2 separate regions of the Homo sapiens genome follow, and region 1 is linked to region 2. Evidence: read pairs that join two places in POLR2A ChIA-PET (ENCODE). Cell type or tissue: Panc1. All regions are shown on one strand.

Region 1 (4,000 bases), 110 kb after region 2:
TTTCCAAACTGTTTCTATTAATATTAATAAGTACCATTTTATATGTTTTCTCCTATATTTCTTGTTTTCATCCAGGACTACTAGATTCCAGTAAGAATAAAATTAAACATTAGAGGTTTGTCTTCCATATTGTTTAAGAAAATTAGTTTCCCTTTTTAAATAATTACTAATATTTGAAGATTATGAATCATAAATTAATCACAAGTGCCATACCTATTATTTTAGAAGCAATTGAGCAATATAAATGGTCTTCAGTTTTACCAGTTCTTGATCTGTAGTAAATTCCAGCGGTGGTGGGGTCTGTGAAATAATGAAGAAAAAAATTATTTTAAAAAAAGAGAGGAAAAATGATACCTAAATTAGAAAATCGTTGGTTTTATTTCTTGTATCAAAATATCTGATAATTTTAACATTCATTATGTGTTCTTTTAAGAACTGATGCTCATCAGTTTTCTCATCAGTTTTTCTGTTTTTCACTTGGCATTTATTGATATTTTCTATTGCCTGAGTAATTTAAGAGCCTGCAAAATTAACCTGCCTTTCAATTTGCACATGTACTTATTATGGTAAAATCAATATTTTCATCCTAGGATTGGTCATGTACTTTGCAGCCTAATGATAAGGAGAAAAATAACCTCAGAAGAGTGAAGCTGTGCTGGCCAGCAATGGAGATTTGATAGGGAAGAAAGGTGTCATATCACCTGGATATAGCCAACTAACAGCTTGATATATATGATTCCAAGCCAAAACCTACATTTAGTCTCTCTCTCTTTCTTTCTCTGTCTCTGTGTGTGTGTGTGTGTGTGTCTCTCTCTCTCATCTTTATACTATAGATTATAAAATTTGGATACGTAAATAGTCATCCCACTTATTTCTAACACAATTCTGTGATAATAATGCCTTTTCAGTGTGTAGCTTTCATTGTTTTCAAAGCACCTTTATAGCCCTTCTCTCCTTTGATCTTTACAACAACCCAGAGAAGTGGGCAGGAGAGACAGTAATCTTCCCATTTTGACACATGAAGAAATCTCTTCAAGCTTCACTGTCTTTGAGGACCTCTGGGTAATGATGTCATCTGTCCTGAAACTGCCAGATGACTTTTGCTCTAGAAGAAGGCTAGGGAGAAAAAAACAAAACAAAACAACAACAACAACAAAAAAACGAACATTTAGGCTGGGAGACTGGGCTGTCTTTTCCCCCTTCACCCCTAAAAATCTACTTTGCAAAGAGAGCAACATCCACTCACCATCCCCAACACTTTCTGTTCCCCTTCCCTGATTTCTATTTTTTCCACAGCACTTACTACTTTGGGTTGTGCTGCACTGTATTTCATTTATTTACTTACTGTACTTGTTGTCTGGCTTCCCCACCAGAATGTAAGATCCTTGAAAGTAAGTATTTTTGTTTGTTTTATACATATCTCCCCAGCAACAAGAACAGTGCCACTGGTAGAAGGCATAAGAAAATGCCAGAATGAGTCACTGAGTGCAGACTGGAACTGGGAACAGGAACAGTTAGCTGGTGGTCCACAGGGAAGGTTCTCTCCTTTTCCTTGGTGACAGTGAGAAGTCTTATTTGCAAGAGGAAGAGAGCATGACTTAGAATAACAGTTTGGCTTTAGGTGGGACCTATACTATGCAACATGTGGAACTTGGAGGGCCTTGGAGAAGCTGAGCTTGGGAGCAGGCTCACTTGCCTGGGGAAGGGAAGTCTCTCAGCCCATTCTTTAGCCACCTAGCAATAGTTGTTAGTCAGTCCTGTTTGTCTACCCACACTAGCACATGGGAGGCACTGTATTTGTCAAATGAATGAATGATGAATGAATGAAACCAGTCATTTATATATTGAAGTAAATCAGTGTCATGGAATGTTTTATGTTTAAATGAAGAGAGAAAACTTTAATCAGATTAAATATAGGAAGGATATTTGGGATCTAGAAGGCCAACCCAGTTGTTCAATCACAGTTGCCTCCATGGGGGTCAACCTTAAGCGTTGTGCCTGCAAGCAATCACACTTCTCTGGTGGAAAAGCCATTCTGATTCTGGGGCCCTTTTTCCACCATTTCCCTTCATCCACAGCAAGGAGCTTCAGCTCTGGAGACTGTAATTTGCACAAAGCAATTCAGGGTATAAAAGCAAAACTACACACTTGCAAGGTAAAGATACCAATTCATTCGACTCTAACCATCAAAAGATACATATACACATATATGACATGAGGAATACTTTAGTCACCAGTTACCCTTCCTGCAAGATTAGTCATTAGATCCCATGATAGGCCTTGTTAATGCCATGGAGAGAAAAGAGATAATTATAATGAGTTAAATTTAGAAACAACAGTCATTTTTTGTGGATTAGAAATAGTGAAAGTCAGTGTCTTTCTATCAGTCTTTCACATCAAAAGCTACAGGAAAATCATAAGAAATAATGAATAGAAGAAATATGTACTATTTCTAATTGAAAAATGTCTTTTATTTCAGCTCCCTTGTATGGCTACCTGCTTAAATATATTCATGCTTATGTTTAATGTCTCCTATAGGTTCCTGCTATAATCTTCTTTTTTTTAATTGTTCTTGGGTTTTAAAAAAATGTTTGTTTGACAAATAATAATTATACATTTTCATGTGATAGATAGTGATGTTTCAATCCATATAATGTATAATGATCAGAACAGGGTAATTTGCATATCTATCATCTCTAATATTTATCATTTCCTTGTGTTAGAAACATTCAGTATATTTCTTCTAGCTATTTGAAACAATATAATACATTATTGTTAACTGTAGTCCTTCCACAGTGGTATAAAACATTATAACTGATTCCTCCTATTTAGCCATAATTTTTATATCCTTTGACAAATCTCTCCCTATCCCTCCCTTCCCCCTACCCTCCCAAGCCTCCAGTTTCCTCTGTTCTACTTTATACTTCCAAGAGATCAACTTTTTTTAGCTTCTGCACATGGGTGAGAACATGTGGTGTTTAACTTTATGTTCCTGGCTTATTTCACATAACGTAATGTCCTCCAGTTCCATCTATGTTGCTATGAATGATAGGAATTCATTCTTTTTATGGCTGAATAGTATTCCATTGTGTATGTATGCCACATTTTCTTGATCCATTCATCTGTTGTGGTACACCTCAGTTGATGCTGTATCTTGGCTATTGTGAATAGTGTGGCAATAAACATGGGGGTGCAGAAGTCTTTTTGATACAATGACTTTCTTTCCTTTGGATAAGTTCCCAGTAGTGGCATTGCTGGATTATATAGTCATTCTATTTGTGGTTTTATGAGAAACCTCCATACTGTTCTCTAGAGTGGCTGTACTAGTTTATGTTCCCAACAAGAGGTATAATATACAGTTCCCTTTTCTCCACACCCTCACCACCATTTGTTATTTTTTGTCTTTTTTATAATAGCCATCCTAACTGGGGTAAGAAGATACCACATTGTGGTTTTGATTTGCATTTTCCTGATGATTAGTGATGTCAAGCATTTTTAAATACATTTGTTGGCCATTTGTATATCTTCCTTTTATAAATGTCTGTTCAGATAATTTGACCATTTTTTACTCATATTATTTGGGTTTTTGCTGTTGATATGTTTGAGTTCCTTGTATATTCTAGATATTAATCCCCTATTGAATGAGTAGCTTACAAATATTTTCTTCCATTCTATAAGTTGTCTTTTTGCTCTGTTGATGTTTCCTTTGCTGTGCAGAAGCTTTTTAGTTTTATATAATCCCAGTTGTTTATTTTTGCTTTTGTTTCCTGTGCTTTCGAGGTCTTGATCATAAAATATTTTCCCAGTCCAATGTCCTGAACTGTTTCTCATATGTTTTCTCCTAGTAATTTTATCATTTCAGGTCCTACATTTAGGTCTTTGATCCATTTTGAGTGGATTTTTATATAGGGTAAGAGGTGGAAGTCTAGTTTTATTCTTCTGCATACGGATATCCAGTTTTCCCAGCAGCATTTATTGACAAGACTGTCCTTTCTCAAAT
Region 2 (4,000 bases):
CTAAAATTATACAGTTAAGCTAAATAACATAGTATTTGTTCCTGTCATAAATTGTCTTTCAATTGGGACCAAAATTGGTGTTTAAATGTTGTATTATAAAGAAGTGCATGCAAACTATTTATTAGTGAATATTTATTTAATTTGACAGAGGTAAGTGAGAGTGTTATTTATCCGTAGCCTGGCCAATTTCAGGCAAGTAATTGCAGGATGAGGAGTAATTCCAGTCCCTGTACCTGCTGGTGAGATCACTGAAGAACTCACTCAGCGTTTGTAGCACACAGAATGGCCACGGTTACATACCTGAGTGCATTCACAGTATAACCAAGCCCAAATCCTCGGCCAAATCCCTAAGGGAATCTGGGTTTTACCTTGCAAACTTTGGCTGCTAGGCACAGTTACAGAGCCTTGTTATGCTTTAGGCTCTCAATAAAAATGTTTGCCCTGGGTTATTACAAAGACTTTCTTGGTACAGAAATTCAGACAAGATCACGAAGCACAGGGTGAAAATACAGGAATGAGCAGAAGGAGCCAATTCTAAAGTTTTCTGAAGTCAGCTCATGCCTTCATAAATAGTGAGCCTCCTTGGTCGCTCACTGAAACAAAAAAGATGGACATGTAATTTACCTAGAAATATGGATGCCTCTAAATTTTAAAAAGGAAAATCATTTAAAACATGACACTTATAAAGTATCTTAAGATAATATTTGGTTTTATACTATGGTATTTTAATGATAATTAGAGAAATTCAATGCTATGAAATTCTAATGATATTCCGATACTAACTAGGATAATTATTTTACAAAATCTGAATAATATAATCTCCATTTTTCATCTTTTAAGAAATATCTACATATAATAATTTTCCTTTGTTATGTATATCAAAATTCAAATGTTTGTGATTGATACTTATGTTATACTTTTTACTGTTGATCTTAACAATAATCACTCTAATAAGCTTTCTACTTATGCCAGTGATAATATTATAGAGTTCCTCTTCCACAATTTGCCTTTGTAATCAAGTTATGAAGCCACATAAAAATTCCTAATATGTTATAGTTGCATCTTGTTCTTAACTCAAATGTCATTGCTCATCTTGATTATTTATGTTGTTTATCATAAGGAATTCCAACTGATTTTTCACAGCCCCCCAAAATAAAATTTGTCCCTTAAGTTTACTTAAAAGAATAGGACATACTTCTGAAAAAAGTAAAAATTGATTCTGAAATATTTAAATGGCTGTTCATGAGAATAAATGCATAACTTCACAAAGTGACTATTTCATACAGGAAAGCAATTATTTGGATGTGTAAGGCATGGTATGTGTGGTCATACTTTTTATCTGCTTCCTTATAAATGAATTACCATATTAGCATGAAAAAATTCTTAGCATCAAGGAGGCTTTTGTTTTAATTGCTGGTTTTAAGTTCATTTGCTTAGCTGAATATTCATTTGGCTTTTGTAATACCTAAAGCAGTGGGTGAAACCCGGCTCTAGGGGCTTCTTCATGGCCTTTAATTGTTTCAGGAGAAGCTTTACTTTTTATCAATTAATCCTGGGTACCATATTTTGTACAGAAGATTGAATTTTTTCTTTTTACACAGGTAAGACTGGTTTAGTGACATATGGCCATATATAGTAGGTGTTTAATTACTATCTATTAAGTGGATGTTGGATGTCAGACATGAACTGTCATATTTAGGTTTTCTGACATTTGAGAGAAGCATTCAACTTTGGTGAGATAAGAGAGAAGATTGTGTTTTCACAAAAGCACCCTTTAGAGAACAGATTGCAGGGATGTGTATTCATAAAGTGACGTATAAACTTTTTTCTCATCTTTAACCACTTTCCTCAATGCCATCTCAAAGCAGCAACTTAAATTCAGTTATGCATTTGATCCACACAATGTTTATTAAACACCTACTCCATGCCAAAGAGTCTTCCAGGGATGGGGAAAACAGAGCTTCTATGGAGTTTGCATTCTAATGGAGGGAGTGATAATAATTCTCAAAGATGCTGAAATTCATTTGTGAGCATGTTTCTGATTATTGACAAAATGTGAGTCATAATCCCCATGTAGTGGAATCTCACTGGCATAATCTGATGAGCTTCATAAACTGTGTCACAGCAGGAAGTGCCAGTTATTTAGTTTGAGCAAATCTAGACAATTTGAATGTCTAACACCTAGTCTTCTTTCACCCATGTTGTAAATGACCTGCTTAAAAGGAATGGTTGAGCCAATCAACAGTAAGTTATTGTATATCTCAAAATTGCTAGAAGAAGGGAATTTTTATGTTCCCACCATAAAGAAATGATAAATTTTAAGGTGATGGATATGCTAATTACTCTGATTTGATTATTATACAACATATACTTGTATTGAAACATACTGTATTTCATAAATATGTACAATTATTATGTGTCAAAAATTTTTTAAATATTTTGAAAAGAGAAATGGGTGACCACTCTAGATTTCACAGGAATTAATTACCAAATAACATATCATGAGAGAACATTCTTGGATGTTATTTTAGAAAATAACACATGTATTGTCAGTATGGGAACACTTATTTTTGGTACAGTCTTTAATAAAGCCTTTATTCATTTATGTAGGGCCTTGGGGCTCTCAATCTTAGCATTAACCACGTATTTAAGGGGTGATAGGCACAACATAAATTGAATCATTAGTTTAGAATCGCTCTCCATGAGGCTGCCTGTAGATTTTTGTTATCATCCATCTAAGCCACAGAAATAAAAATCGAGTGAATACTTTTGTTTATGTACCATGAATGCATTTCCCAAAAGCAGGAAAAATATTCCTAGCACTAAGGAGGTGTTTGAAAAATTTATTTATTAAGGACCATTTGTTTAGTAGAATATTCACTCAGCTTTTACGGTACAGTACTACCAAGAGTAGTTGGATTTCTGCCTTGGAGTCTTCCACGGTATGACCTCACACAACTCTTTCTCCCAAACATCATATGCCAGTCATTACCTGCATATGTCTAAGAGGGCAAGGATCCCACCCTCTATGGCCACCCCAAAGCATACATGCCTCATGCATGAGGTTTATTATTTACATTCTTACAAATTGACTTTGGGTGAAGAGTTTACCCTGTATTGCTAAAAATTTGCCTTGAGTGACTTTCCTGAGAAACTGAGGTTCCCTTGGCAGTCAGTATTTACTGATTCTAAATTCCATTAGAAATCCATGATCTTCTAAGAAAGTTCCTCTAAGTTGATCCTAAGAAGGTATGAATAGCTAATTATGTTATGATGTATGCCTCTCCCTTTGCTGGTCTGCATGTTCTGCTTGCCAGTTTTCCACCTGCAGTTGGTGGCATTAAGCAGCAGCTGCATTCCTTTTATCTTGGTTTTCAATTGGAGATTGAGGAGCTAAGCCAGGTCTTGAGATTCTTCCTTTCTGCTCTTTTTTTTTTTTTTTTTTTTTTTTTTGACAGAGTCTCGCTCTGTCGCCAGACTGGAGTGCAGTAGTGTGATCTCCACTTACTGCAACCTCCGCCTCCCAGGTTCAAGTGATTCTCCTGCCTCAGCCTCCCGAGTAGCTGGGACTACAGGTACGTGCCACCATGCCTGGCTAATTTTTATATTTTTAGTAGAGACGGGGTTTCACCATGTTGGCCAGGATGGTCTCAATCTCTTGACCTCGTGATCCGCCCACCTCAGCCTCCCAAAGTGCTGGGATTAGAGGCGTGAGCCACCGCACCCAGCCTCTGCTCCATCTTATGGTCTTATTTGAAATACTTTCATGCATTTGGGGTACCTAGACAAGGAGAGACTAAACAAATGATAGTTTCTCCTCAGCTTCCATTATAGGTTCCATTTTAAGCCTGCTATTGTATATCAATTGCTCTTTTTTTATTGAAATGTAAAGATAGTTTAATTTTGTTTTATAAAAATAACTCCTAAGAAATAGTTCAAACATGGATATAAAATGCTGTCAATGGAAAAATGGAGAGAGGTAGAGGTATTTATATTTAGC

What was found. ChIA-PET counts read pairs that join two places held together with the same protein. Peaks named below come from ENCODE experiments on the same cell type or tissue, not always from the same donor. Only the 100,000 strongest peaks of a DNase experiment are listed, where the experiment ranks them.
Region 1: POLR2A ChIA-PET joins it to region 2 with 5 read pairs; 2 of 35 experiments call an interaction of 5 or more read pairs at or near these places.

The regions. Positions count from the first base shown.
Region 1 is chr6:72,824,000-72,827,999 of GRCh38, forward strand. All of the region lies in intron 1 of KCNQ5 (potassium voltage-gated channel subfamily Q member 5), which reads left to right. Among named protein-coding and RNA genes, the nearest start is that of MIR4282, 140 kb to the right of the region's middle. RefSeq lists an enhancer at 1,448-1,497. In Panc1, no CTCF peak of the experiment used is centred here; DNase peaks (open chromatin) are centred at 1,504 and 2,237.
Region 2 is chr6:72,715,019-72,719,018 of GRCh38, forward strand. All of the region lies in intron 1 of KCNQ5 (potassium voltage-gated channel subfamily Q member 5), which reads left to right. Among named protein-coding and RNA genes, the nearest start is that of KCNQ5-IT1, 87 kb to the left of the region's middle. In Panc1, no CTCF peak of the experiment used is centred here; no DNase peak of the experiment used is centred here.